Regions from separate parts of the Homo sapiens genome. Here region 2 is linked to region 1. Evidence: chromatin loops called from intact Hi-C (ENCODE). Cell type or tissue: GM12878. All regions are shown on one strand. Each heading gives the region's core, and the rest is flanking DNA. Links, peaks and the distances in the headings are about the cores only. Region 1 has its middle 15 kb from the start of LINC00690. Region 2 overlaps RFTN1 (raftlin, lipid raft linker 1).

Evidence for each region. Hi-C counts contacts between places; a loop is a spot of excess contacts. Peaks named below come from ENCODE experiments on the same cell type or tissue, not always from the same donor. Only the 100,000 strongest peaks of a DNase experiment are listed, where the experiment ranks them.
Region 2: a loop joins it to region 1, with 2.3 times the contacts of the local background. A loop is called at or near these places in 2 of 110 quality-filtered maps.

What each region holds. Positions count from the first base shown.
Region 1 is chr3:16,547,925-16,554,505 of GRCh38, reverse strand. No RefSeq gene overlaps it. Among named protein-coding and RNA genes, the nearest start is that of LINC00690, 15 kb to the right of the region's middle. In GM12878, for the core only: a CTCF peak has its summit at 3,541 (motif pointing right); DNase peaks (open chromatin) are centred at 3,545 and 4,021; H3K27ac peaks cover 500 bases.
Region 2 is chr3:16,427,348-16,433,928 of GRCh38, reverse strand. RFTN1 (raftlin, lipid raft linker 1) reads left to right here. Exons shown (of 10, transcript NM_015150.2): 3 at 1-78. Among named protein-coding and RNA genes, the nearest start is that of RFTN1, 83 kb to the left of the region's middle. RefSeq lists a silencer at 75-204. In GM12878, for the core only: no CTCF peak of the experiment used is centred there; a DNase peak (open chromatin) is centred at 2,568; H3K27ac peaks cover 1,438 bases.

The DNA of each region.
Region 1 (6,581 bases), core at 2,174-4,673:
CCAAACTACACTGTGGGACACACAGTAAAGCCCTGCATTAGTCAGCTGTTGCTGTGCAAAAACCTCCTCAAGACTCGGCAGGGTAAAGCAATGATCATTTATAACTGCTCTCATGTCTGCAGGTCAGCTGCTTTTTGGCTGACATAGGCAGGGCTCAGCTGGGCTGGCTCTGCAGCGTGTGTCTCTCATTCTCCTCGTGTGGCAAACAATGGCAGATGGCAATGGCAAATGTGGAAAGCCTTTAAGGCAGAAATCTCATAACTGGCTCCCTGTCACTCCCATTCATCTCCGTCTTTCAGCCAAAGCAAATTACATGGCCAAACCCCAAATCCAGGGGTGGGGAAATATATTCTGCTTTTTCTTAGGAGCAAAGTCACATGGTGGTCAGTGCAGAACCGGTTGAATAACACAACCATTCATCAGCCCTGAAGAAACTCATCGCCTATCTGCTTCCTCAAGACTCCCCTTATCAGGGTACCTGCTCTCCTCCAAAACTTTCTCTTTCCCAAACTGTATCAAACAGTCCACTCACACTAGCTACCCTGCTTCCTTTGGCACCCTCTTTCCACTAGATAACCTGTTCTCTCAGCATTTCTATTTTCATTTGCATCTCCACCGTTTGCCCCATTACCCTAGCAGCTCACAGCGGATCCTGACGGAACAGGCAAAACCCAGAAGTTGGGTGGGTAGGCAATTTTTGAAAGCTTCCACGTTCCTGATTCCTCCTTGCCATAGTCCATTACTAGCGAATGACATGTTTGGGGCCTTGCATGTTTGCAGAACCAAATCAGTTGTGGAGGAAATATGTAAATATCTCCATGGGTGTGTGATTGTACCGTACCTCACCTTAGCAAAGCTTAAATGTCATTTCCAAACTTGGCTAGGTTTCCCTGCGTTATATGTCATCGAGAGCCACTATAACTAAATATTTGTGGGAGTCCTAGCTGACTGCCTGCTTTGTTTCTCCCACTAAAGTGTAAGCTCTTCATGAACAGAGTGTGTCTGTATGATTCACCAGCTGTGTCTCTATCTTTACCCCACAGCCAATCCACAAATGAATGCCATCAGCCTTGCCCCCCATCATATCCCAACCATCCGTGTTTGGCTACTCCATTGCTAGCCCAACCTTGCATCTCATGCCTGTGTTATTTCACAGCCTTCTAGGCTGATACTCCCGCTGCTGCTGTGCCTGGCTGCAGCCTATTCTCCACATCATGAAGAGGAAACTTTGAAAAATGGATAAAATTGATAGCAAATTGTGTTTCTCCTGCACTCAGAATCCTCCTCTGGCTCCTCACTCTAATCTCTGGCTTCAGTAGTTGATGGCAAATATTTAAAAGTCAGCCTGCAGGAAGGACCCTGATTTACTGAGTTTTTCAATGTTGGTGGTGTAAATACTCATCATGGCCAATTTCAAGCCGCCTTCTTTCCTTCCCTCCCTCCCTCCTCCCCTTCTCCCCTCCTTCTTTCCTTCCTTCCTTTCCTCCCTCCCTCATTCCTTCTGTCCTTCCCCCCTTCCCTTCCTTTCCTTCTTCCTTCTTTCCCTTCTTCCTTCCTTCCTTCCCTCCTTCCCTCTTTCCCTCCTTTCTTCCCTATTCTCTACCTCCTACTCTAGAATTGACATTCCATGACAGGCAATCCATGTCTGTCTTAGTCATTGCTTAGACGTACCTGGCACATAATGGAGGCTCAGTACGTATTTCTTGAACAAATAGTTGACTAAATGAATAGATGATCCTTTCTTAATTCTGTACCAGGATTTAAGAATTATTCAAAGTAGATGTCATTGTTTTACAATAACCAAGTACTGCTCAGCACTTTCAAGTTCACAAAGCACGCCTCATGCATCATCTCTATGATCTGTACCCAGGTGCCATCCTGAGAAGCTGGGAAAGGCTTTTCTCTTCCTCCCCACTTTATAAATGAGGAAACAAAGACTCAGAGAGGTGGAGGTTCCCCCTCAAGGCCACACAGCAAGTGTGTATGCACAGGTCTGACTCTCAGTCTGGCACTCTTCTCAATGGTGTCCAGTAACTGTTTAGCTCTTGAGGGGATCTCATCAGAGAAGCCTGGAGGCTTCAGGGAAAGCCGTTCCAAGGAAGAGGAGAGAAAGACATGGTGGCGAGGAAGGAGGATTGACAACCAGGGAAGGCCTTACCTAGGCCTCCACCAGGCTGAGCTTCTGGCCTCAGGCCAGTAACATAATGATTCAGGTCCCCACTCCTGATTCTGCCACTAGATTCCCACTATCCTCCCCCAAGACATGGAGCATTGAGCCCCCCTTCCCCACAGATAGAGTACCCTGGATAGAGTGGGCTCCACACCTAGCACCCACCTTCTTGCAAGACTATAGCAATGAACAGCAGAGAGCGCAAGCTGGAGACCCACAAGCTGAACTCAGTCCTCGGGGATGATTTCTTTAGCCCCTGTAGAGTTCAAAAACTTGGGCCAACATTTACAAGCAGGAGATCCCAAGTGGTTACTTTCTTTAGGCAAACAGGAAAATCTTGCCACACCTCCTGGCCATTCTGGGCTGACACCAGTCATCCACCTGAGACCAGACAAGTGTTGTCCAGTTCAACGCAGCCCCAGTTTCCTATCCCCTCTCCAACCTTGAGGGCAGCCATCGACTGCAGTTCATTTCCATGCTAGTGCTGGAAGTTTTACTGGCGTCGAAAAACATGGCTCTGAAACCCAAGCTTATACCAAAAGGAGAAAAACAATATATGTAGGGCCTCATGATTTTATTACATCATGACTGACATAACCCTGAGTTTAAGAGCCTTGGGCTATGTCTCCATTTCAAATATACCTTTTCTTTCCCCTTTCTTTCTTTCTTTTTCTTTCTTTCTTCTTCCTTCCTTTCTTTCTCTTTCTTCTTTCTCTTTCTTTTCTTTCTCTTTTTCCTTCCTTCTTCCTTCCCTCTTTTTCTTCCTTTGTTTCCTTGCTCCCTTCCTTCTTTTCCTTCCTCACTCCCTCTCTTTCCTTCTCTCTCTTCCTTTTCTTTATTTCTTTTTTCTCTTTCTCTTTTTTCTTTCTTTCTCATCTTTCTTTCTCCTCTTTCTTCTCTTTCTTTCTTTCTTGACAGAGTCTCTCTGTTACCCAGATATGGAGTATGATACAGGCTCACACACCACACCCAGCTAATTTTTTAATTTTTATTTTGTAGAAATGGGGTCTTGCCATCTTGCCCAGGCTGGTCTCAAACTTCTGGCCTCAAGTGATCCTCCTGCCTCAGCCTCCCAAAGTGTTGGGATTGCAGACATGAGCCACCTCGCCCAGCCAAGTACACCTTTTCTTTGTCCTGTGAACAGTCTCACAAAGAAGGCATCCAGAAGCCTCCTTTAGGTGAGGATCCTTGAGTTCAGAGGCGTGGAGGGACTTGCCCAAGGTTAAATAACTAGACATAGACACAGTACGTGACGATAACATCTCATCCAGCACAGGCATCTGCATAAACTGCATTCCCAGCCACACACCACCAGTGTGTTCACCATGACAGGGTGTGCGACCTGATGCAATAGCCCTTGTGTAATCTGACACATCCCCATTAGGTGGCACCATAAACCAACAAAGCTTTCCAGGACAATGCCTTTGCGGAAATTGGTTTTCTTGCATTATTAGGGATTTTAAGGCAGAATTGTTTTTCCCCTCTTTCTCTCTTAAAAAAAAAAAAAAGTCTTTCAATATACAATGTAGCATGGCTTTCGTGCCAGGCATAAAATGAAATTTGCCTTAATCCATTGCCTAGGGAGAAAGTGTGTGTGTGTCACAACTGACATCTGTTAAATGTTAAATGAAGTAAGCAAGCAATAAGAAGGTCTGAAATACATTCTTTGTTCAAGAAGTCGTGCAGACACTGATCAGCTGCTCTGTACAACTGGGAATAAAACAAGCACCTTTTTCTCCCCCCAACAAGCGCCACTGAAAGCCCCCAAGGAGGGCAAAAGCAGAGGATGGGTGGACTTGCGTGCCGTGAGGTTAACACTTCTGTTTCAAGTTCAAGCAAATTGGCTTGGCACAGCAGGAATGACCACACTGCCAGCTCCATTGTACCTGCTTCCTCCCCAGGGCTGAACAGGAGCCCAGGCTTGTCTGTCCTTTCCTGCTATTTCTTTTGCAAAGTGTAAGAAGGTGTGAGGCTTCATCCAAATTACCTGATCAGTTTTGACCATCAGCATGTTATTATGGTGGATCTATTCTTAAAATATATTTGTTCTTTTGTTTTCCTCACTAGCAAGGAATTTTGAACCAGTCACTCCAAAGTTAGCCCTTGCAATTTATTAGTCAAGCTTCGTTATTAACATTATTAACAAGAGAATGAGAACAGATGTAATTCCAATATGCAGCTGGAATATCAGCTAAAAATGTGCTCCTTATAAAGATATACAGGATTATCAAATGAGAAAGAGAAGCTTTGCCTATGCAACCAATTATAATTGTGGGATGGTGTATTTTGGGTATTGGAATTTTTTGATAAACATAAGGATAGGCAGAAAGCCCTTCGGTTTCAATCCTTTGTTTCATCCTTTCCCTCATTCCTAGAAATAGGTTAGGTATCTATGGCAGTAACAGTGAGTGCTTCCCAAAGAGCCACACACGTTTTCAAGCCTCCCCTGCGGTTGAGTTGAGCCATATGGATGAGTTCTGGTAAATGGGAAAATATTTACTTGTATTTTCTTTGAGTTCTATTGTAGTTTTATTTTTGTATTTAATCCCTGTGGAATTTATTTTAGTATATTAGTTTCAAGCCGGTTGTTCCCAGACTATTTAATTAATCTTTCCTTTTCCTACCAATTGCACATACCAATCAGTATATGATAAATTCTGATTTCTGGTTCAGTAATCAATTTTCTCATTCCTATGTTGGTATCAAATTCCCAAATTAGAGTAATTTTGAAATATATCTTACTATCTAGTAACAGCTATCCCCTTTAATTTTTTAAATGGGGTCTCACTATGTTGCCCAGGCTGGTCTTAAACTTCTGGGCTCAAGCAATCCTTCTGTCTCAGTTCAGCCTCCAGAGTAACTAGAAATACAGTCCCGTAACCACCACACCTGGCTCCTTTTAAAAAAAATTATTTTAGTTACTTTCACATATTTATTCTTTGAGTAGAATTTAAAAATCAGTTTGTCAAGTTAAAAAATTAAAGATGGATTAAATTCACAGATTGATTTGGAAATAATTGACATTATGTCGGCCCCGAGCCTTCTCATTCAGGTGCGTGATGTTTCCCTGCATTTCAAGTCTTCTTCCATGTCCTTAGGTCGTTTTGTTTTTCTTCTGTGTTTGATCCTGAGTATTTGATTTTGGTTGCTTTTGTAAATGGGATATTTTTCCCATTTCTCATCATTTTTTTCTAATTTATTATGGCTGAATATTATTCCACTGTATGTATATATCACAATTAATTTATCCATTCATCCATCAATGGACATGTGGTTTGCTTCCACCTTTTGGCTACTGTGCTGCCATGAACATGTGTATACATGTACTTGTGTCCCTGTTTTCAATTCTTTTGGGTACAGACACCTAGGAGTGGAATTGCTGGGTCCTGTGGTGATGCTGTGTTGAGTCATTTGAGGAACCGCCAACTGTTTCCCACAGTGGCTGAACCGTATTACATTCCCACCAGCAATATACAAATTCCAGTTTCTCCACATCCTCACCCATACTCGCTATTTTCTGTTTTCTTTTTTTTTAAAATTATTCCCATCCTAATGAGTGTGCAGCGGTGCCTCATTTTTATTTGCATTCCCCTAATGATGAATGATACTGAGTGTGTTTTCATGTGTTTGTGGGCCATGGTCTGTCTTCTTTGGAGAAATATCTATTCAAGTCCTTTTTTCATTGTTTAAGGGATGGTTTGCCTTTTTGTTGTTAGTTTCCTAACTTTTTGACAGGAGAAAGGTTAACTGAAAGTTGCTGTGTTACATAGGATGCTTTCAAAAGCAACAACTAGAAGATGCAACACAAAATGTCTTAAATGATAAAAAAATGTTAAATGTTTGAGTGATCAGTTATGGTTCTAGCATTCTCCACATATCAATTCATTTAATTCTAAAACGAATACTACAGGGTAGGTATACAAATCAGAAATATGAGGCACAGAGAAGTCCAAAGTCACACAACTGGTAAGTGGTAAAGTTAGAATTTGAACCTAGGAAGTCTGACTCCATAGTCTCATCTCTGAGTGACTAGGTACTAAGTTTGTAGGGAGGCAGTACTGGCATTGATTGGTTTAGCAGCTCAACCTAATATAGGAGTCTAGATTTGTCGATATTCCTATTCTGCTACCCTAAGCATGTTGCCTTTGCCTCAGGCTTCTTCCCTCATGATTGCAAAATGGCTGCAACAGCTCCAAGCATCACATTATCTCCCAGCAACATCCAAATGACAGAAACAGAAAGTCTCTGTGATTTCTTCTTTTTTGAGATTAAGGAAAACTCTTCTAGAAGTACCTCCAGCAGACTTCTCATTGACTACAATTGTGGCACATGCCCCATCCTGAACTCATCACTAACAAGGGAAACAGAACTACAATTTTGGACACAGACTGATCAAGGTTTACACCTTGAA
Region 2 (6,581 bases), core at 1,526-4,025, 120 kb after region 1:
CGTGCAGCCCACCCATGAGCGGGAGAAGACGCCCCTGGAGCACATCTTTAGAGCCATCCTGATCAAGAAAACCGACAGGTAAGGCCTCCACGGGTGAATGGGTAGCATCCTGTTGCGGCTAAGTTATGCTCAATAGAGGAGGGGAAGTGAGAGGATGGGGTTGGGGGTTGAAATTTGCATGCTGTCCTCAGGGCCTCAGCCCTCAGACAGGTGAGGCAAACAGTTAGACAACCAGAGAGGTTTCTTTCCTAGCATCCTGCGATGAAAAACAAATGCATGTCCAACTGCAAGTAGAGAGTTCCATTTTACATTCTTTCCCTCTTTTAACTCACTGGATTAAACTCAGCTAGAAAAATGTCTCCTCAGAAGAAGCATATGCCCAGAATGATGTGGCTAGTAAAAGTGCAATACTTTTAAACTGAAAGGCATGACTGGAAAACAAATAATTTTGTTTAGAGGCTATAGACAAACTTAATGTCTTCCCGCAAAGTCTAGAAATACTTTAACATTTTGCGCCTACCATAAATTCTGTCAATCACTTGACAGTTAAAAAAATACAAAAAATAAACACCACCTAAATAAAATGCTATAATTGGTTTGGTCTTGATTTAGATTTTCAGGGCTTGGGGATGTTTTTCAGTTTGGCTTGCCCAGTTGAATGCTTATGCCTATATTTCAGTTGAGCCTAATTAAGAAAAGAGAAGTGGGGTTAGTCTTTCAAAAGGAACAATATTAATTTTTTTAAAAAAAAAAAACAGTGAGGATGGGATGGAGAGAGCAGTATGTTTTTCCTGCTTTCATAAAAATAAAAATTAAAATGAAGTCTGGGAAAGGAAATCAGATTTGTCTTTTGGCCAACTATCATAGAAGGAATGACAGCATGTGCCACATTTTAAAAAGGGAGTACAGAGCAGCTCCTCCTTGTTCTCTCCTTTTAAAGTCACTTTGCAGGTAGACAAAGCATTTGGCTGGTGTGCTCATAAGGGACAGCTGTGAGGCATGAGGTTGCGTGTCTAAGACTGACTCCTCTTTCCTTTCCTTTCCTTTATTTCTTCATGGTTGATCAAGCTCTGGGGCTCTTACTCTACATCAACACACATTACGTCAACACACATTAGAATTCAAAGTGAAAGGTGGTGCATGTTTTTGCTCGAACCCAGAATTCACACATGTTTTGGTAGGGCAAGACTTTTCTCAGTGTCTGCCTTTTATGTGTATTAGTTTGTCTTTCTCTCTCTCTCTCTTTTTTTTTTCTGTAGAAACAAGGTCTCGCTATGTTGCCTAGGCTGATCTTGAAATCCTGGCCTCAAGCGATCCTCCCACCTTGGCCTCCCAAACCACTGGGATTATGGGTGTGAGCCACTGAGCCTGGCTGCATATTGGTTTCTTTTCTTTTCTTTTTTATTTCCTTGAGATGGGGTCTCACTCTGTCACCCAGGCTGGAGCACAGTGGCATGATCTCAGCTCACTGCAACCTTTGCCTCTCAGGCTTAAGCCATCCTCCCACCTCAGCCTCCCAGGTAACTGGGACTACAGGTGCACGCCACCATGCCTGGCTAATTTTTTTATTTTGGGTAGAGACCGGGTTTCGCCATGTTGCCTAGACTGGTCTGGAACTTCTGGGCTCAAGAGAGTTTCCCACATAGGCCTCTCAAAGTGCTGGGATTAGAGGTGTGAGCCACCACGCCCAGTCCATTATTGGTTCCTTTAGGTTGATTGGCTGTTGATCATTATCTGGGTCAATCATGAGAAGATTGGGGGCCACAGTGGTTTTGAGTGACACTGACACATAGGATATGTATAATGACAGTAGCTTATATTTAGTGAGCACTCACTGTATGTGAGGCTTGATCATTATCATTTCATCTGTATCATATGGCTATGAAATAAGTGTCATCTTTGTTCCCATTTTAAAGGTGAGAAAACTGAGACACAAATGTTGAGTTGTCAAGGTCACACGGATGGCAGCAAGCAGAGTTCTGCCTTGCTCCCAGGAAGGCTGTCTCCCGTACCTGCATTCTTAATCCTGGCATGAAGCACGTGCTGAGTTCCTTTACCCACAATTCTTGTGGAGAACCACTTTAGGAAAAGAAAGTGGGGGAGGATATCTTTGATCTTCCATAAAGAAGTACTTTTATTACTCAACCTTTCCCCCATTTTACCCCTCAGTAGTCAGTAAGTAAATCAGAATTTCAGCAAGGAAACAAAACAGACAAATGAGTTGTATGGATTCTATAAGGCATCCACTGGGCTCCAGGGATTCTATTCTGCAGATTATCCGAGTGGCCTTAGTGTTTAAAGGAGACAAGTCCATTTGGGTCAGATCACTGGCACATCCTTCAGTGTGATCTGCCATAGGCGGTGACATGAGCTCAGGACTTGGCCTGAGCTTAACTCAAAAAGTGAAGGTGTATCTTTTTTTTTTTTTCTCCCTGCTGTGGAGCAACACTTCTCAAACTTTAATGTGCTTGTGAGTCTCCTGGGGATATGGTTAAAGAGCAGAGTCTGATATAGCAGGTCTCAGGGGAGGCCTGGGACTCTACATTTCTAACTTGTTTCCAGATGGGGCAGATGCTGATGGTCCGTGGCACGCACTTTGAGTAGCAAGTGTGTGGAGGACCTAATTCTTGCCTGGCTTCATGCCTGGCACTCAGCAACACTATTGGGGCTTGCCACTTTACTCCTAGGAGAGCTGTAAGCACCAGGCTAGGTAAGAAAGAACACAGAACTCGTGGCCAGGAGGCCTGCGTTCTAGGCTGCACTTGGCTACTAGTAAGCAGTGTCGTGCAAGGGGCACATCGATGGATCTTTCTCGGCCTCCGTATTCTAGCTGCTACAATGAGGGGCTGTTACTACATGATTTGCAAGGCTTGCACCAAACTCTAAGTTATCTGATGGGACAAGATGGGTGAGGAAGCCCGTCTTCAGAAATAAGAACCACCACTTTGGGGAATAGTGCATTATAAGCCAGCAGTGAAGCTGGGGGCTCAGTAGGGGTTGTTTACTTCCACTAACGTAGCATGAACAAATGAACTTACTTTCCAGAAGACAAAAATGAGCAAACTGTTGAGAGGAATGAGACTTTGTATGCAGGAGGGTTTTCAAGAAAGGGAAGTTGGCAGTCTCCTTGGGTTTGAGCTGACTTTCATCCAGAGTTCCTGAACTGCCTGCCTGATGAACTTAATGAACATTTCAACTCCTGGACAAGCAGATCCAGAGAAGGAAATTCCTTAGGTAACTTTGTGTTGAGTCTTTGGAACTGCCTTTTTTAAAAAAATGCAAAAGTTTGATAATTTATCATGTAAAATGAGGCAAAAATGATCAAGAGGATCATCCCCACTTCTAGCCCCAATGGTATTAGGTGGGAGGAGTGGTGGAGGTTGGAAGCAGTCATTGTAAAATATAATTTTAAAGTACAGGAATTTTCTCTCCTAGCAAATGCAATAACTGCATTTTTTTTGTATTATGGGGAAAAGACTCCAACGATCTTAAAAATAAGCAAACAAAAAAACATCAAGGCCAGGTGCAGTGGCTCACACCTATAATCCCAGCACTTTGGGAGACCAAGGCAGAAGATTCTCTTGAGCTCAGAAGTTCCAGACCAGCCTGGGCAAAGTAGAGAGACCTAGTAGCTACTAAAAATTTTAAAAATTAGCTGGGTGTAGTGGCGCACGCCTGTAGTCCCAGCTACCCGGGAGGCTGAGGTGGGAGGATTACTTGAGCCCACGAGCTGGAGGCTCCTGGGATGTGACTGTGTTATTGCACTTCAGCCTGGGTGACAGAATGAGATCCTGTCTCAAGAAACAACAACAACAAAAAAAAAACGGACTTTTTCTTTATCAATAGGGAGTTTAAGTAGTAAAAACAAAACAAAGGAAGACTTTTGTGATTAATTTTTAATTCAGACAGTTAAAGTGATACTTTTCACAAAGTCTGCCAAAGTTCTGACAGTTATAGATGCTGTTAAATGAAATGAGTTAGCTTTTAAAAGAGAAAGAAATACTTGGTTAATATTTTTCAAGTGGAGCACATTGAAAGAGATGTAGATACACATTCTAGATTATTGTTGACCCAAGTGAACTTCATTACCAAGAATCACCATGAGATGACTCTGTGAAACTTCGATATCAACCTAATGTGTTTGGAGGGTTCACATAAAATTTTTAACAAATAACTGGGCTTTGGGATATGCCAGAAACACCAGACGGAACCCCTCAAGCCTGCATTTATCCCCTCACTCATTCACTAACACTTGCTGAGTGAGTACTCTTTTCAGAGTATTGTGCTAGGAGCTCTATGTGGTGGGAAGTTAGAGAGTGCAAATGCCAGGCTCAGTTGAATGTGGAGCCTGCCTTCCAAGCACTTGCAGTCTAATTAAGTAAATGAGATATGTGCCTCATGCCACAGGAGTTTGGGAGAAGGAGATGCCACCTCTCACTGGAAGGGAAACCAAGGAAATGTTTCTGGAGGGGCAGCTTTTAACTTGGGCCTGATTTCTTTTGGGCAAACATGGGGAGTAATGAGCATGAGGCAGGAAGAGTTTATTTAAATCTCCTAATGAAATGTTTTCTAGTAGTATTTGAGTAATTGGAGAGCATCGTTGACAGTCTAACTAAATTATTAATGAGTCATTCCAAAAGTAGTTCTCAAGTGCAGTAACATTCCTCTGAGCTCACTGCCATTTTGACAGATTTCACTTACATCCCTGAAAAATTACCTGATCTTTTCTTCTGAAAATTCTAATAACTGCCATTTCATTTTACCATGGCAGGCCTAGCCACACATCTAACTGTAAACTGTTCTTAATTCTAAGTGTATTGAATTTAGTCAAGTCAGTTACTTTGACTCAAGTTACTTTGACTCAAGAATGAATAGCTGAATATGAAATACTTAGTGAATAAGTAGAAAGAGAGTTTGTACTTCATTTTCTCAACTCTTTCTTTGGAACACTTAGTGATTTTTAATAGACAATATAGTTGCACTCACTCTGAATTCTAAGTATAGTTAAGTGATCCTTCATTTTTTTCAAGTAGTTTTCCTTAGAATGAGTTGCTAAAGATCTTGAAACTTGATGGCTAACAGAAGTCAGTTATTAAAACGTCACTTCTGATGTTTCATGAGTGTGGGTTTAATTCTAGGTTGTTTTATGGTTATAGATGTAACTGCAGTACAAAAATGCATGGTGCTGGCCATTTTTCAGCTGTTGAATTGTCGTTGTACACACATGGAGCTAGGGGCGTCATTGGTGTGTTTTTCATCATGAATGAGTTGAAGTCCTTTGGCGACAGCTTCCGTAGAGTAATGCCTTACATGGTACAGGGACCAGCATACTAGGGAGCTCTGTGGACATTTATCAGGCACCTTTTGGCCTAGGATTAGGGTGGGGGCACACAGAGGACCTGTAGTTAATGCAGAGGCTGCAATTCTAAAATTCTTGTGGAAGGTGGAAAATGTGTACAATCAAAGTTACCCTTGAAAATCTTTTGAAGTGCATATAAAATGTAATACTGTGGCATCTCTCTACCTGACCAATGCATGTCTTCCTTCAGGACTAGATCAGATTGCTTTTCCAACAGTGAACCCCAAGGGGAGGTAAGCTGGTTTGGGTTTATAGTGAGTACTCATTGGAATCACACCTAGGATGGTGAAATTTTTGCACCTAGGGAAGCATTTGTGGGAATTGGCATTGAGGGAACAGGAACTCCACGCCTCCCTTCTCGAGTTCATTCTGGGGCACATCTGCCTATTGAATAGAATAACTGGCACTGTTTTAAGTGGTAAACATTTATCCCTTTTGTTTGGATTTTTCTAAGGTAAATATGTATATGTAATTTCACTATGCAAAGATGACTCTAAGGAGCTCCTAGATCTCAAGAAACTTATCTATCTACTAGGGAGCTGCAAAATATATGTGCAAATTATATAATTGCCCAGGTAAGTCTACAGGTCTTGGTTTGCATCTCTAACCTGGAATTTGTTAATGAGAGTGCTTTAGAAGAGGAGGCTCTGCGGCTGTCATTTGCTCTAGGTTGGGCATGATGGGTAGACTGGAATAGGGAGTGAAAAAGTGGGAAGGGCCTTCCCACTATTGACATTGTGGAACAAGTGGAACGTGGTGTCCAAAGAGAAACAGTGGGAGGGCAGGCATGAGAAGCCTGGAGGAGGCTGTGTGTGGTGCTGTAATGAGCCCCTCAGGCCAGGGCCCACTTCTCTAGCTGCTGACTTAGCCAAGGCTACTGCAGTCCTTGTTCTAGAACAGATTCCTCCAGTGATTCTTAGAAGAGATGCAGTGGGTTGTTGAGAGTTACGGTGAGCTGCTTCATCCCAAATTGACCATATGCTTGGAGTCTGTGAAATGTTTCCTCTTAGGCCATATCAGCAAGCTGTACTCCCAAGTGCTTACGAGCAACACAGATGACTGAATGAGTCAGCCTTGTCCACCCAGGGTCAAGTGATGCAAGAGAAACGATTCTTTTGGCTTTTGCTGTTTTATTTCCAGGAAAGTAAATCTCAGAGAATGCTCATCCCTTACCCTTTGTTTCTCCTCTTGAGACCCAGAATCTAAAATTCTGAAGACTCTG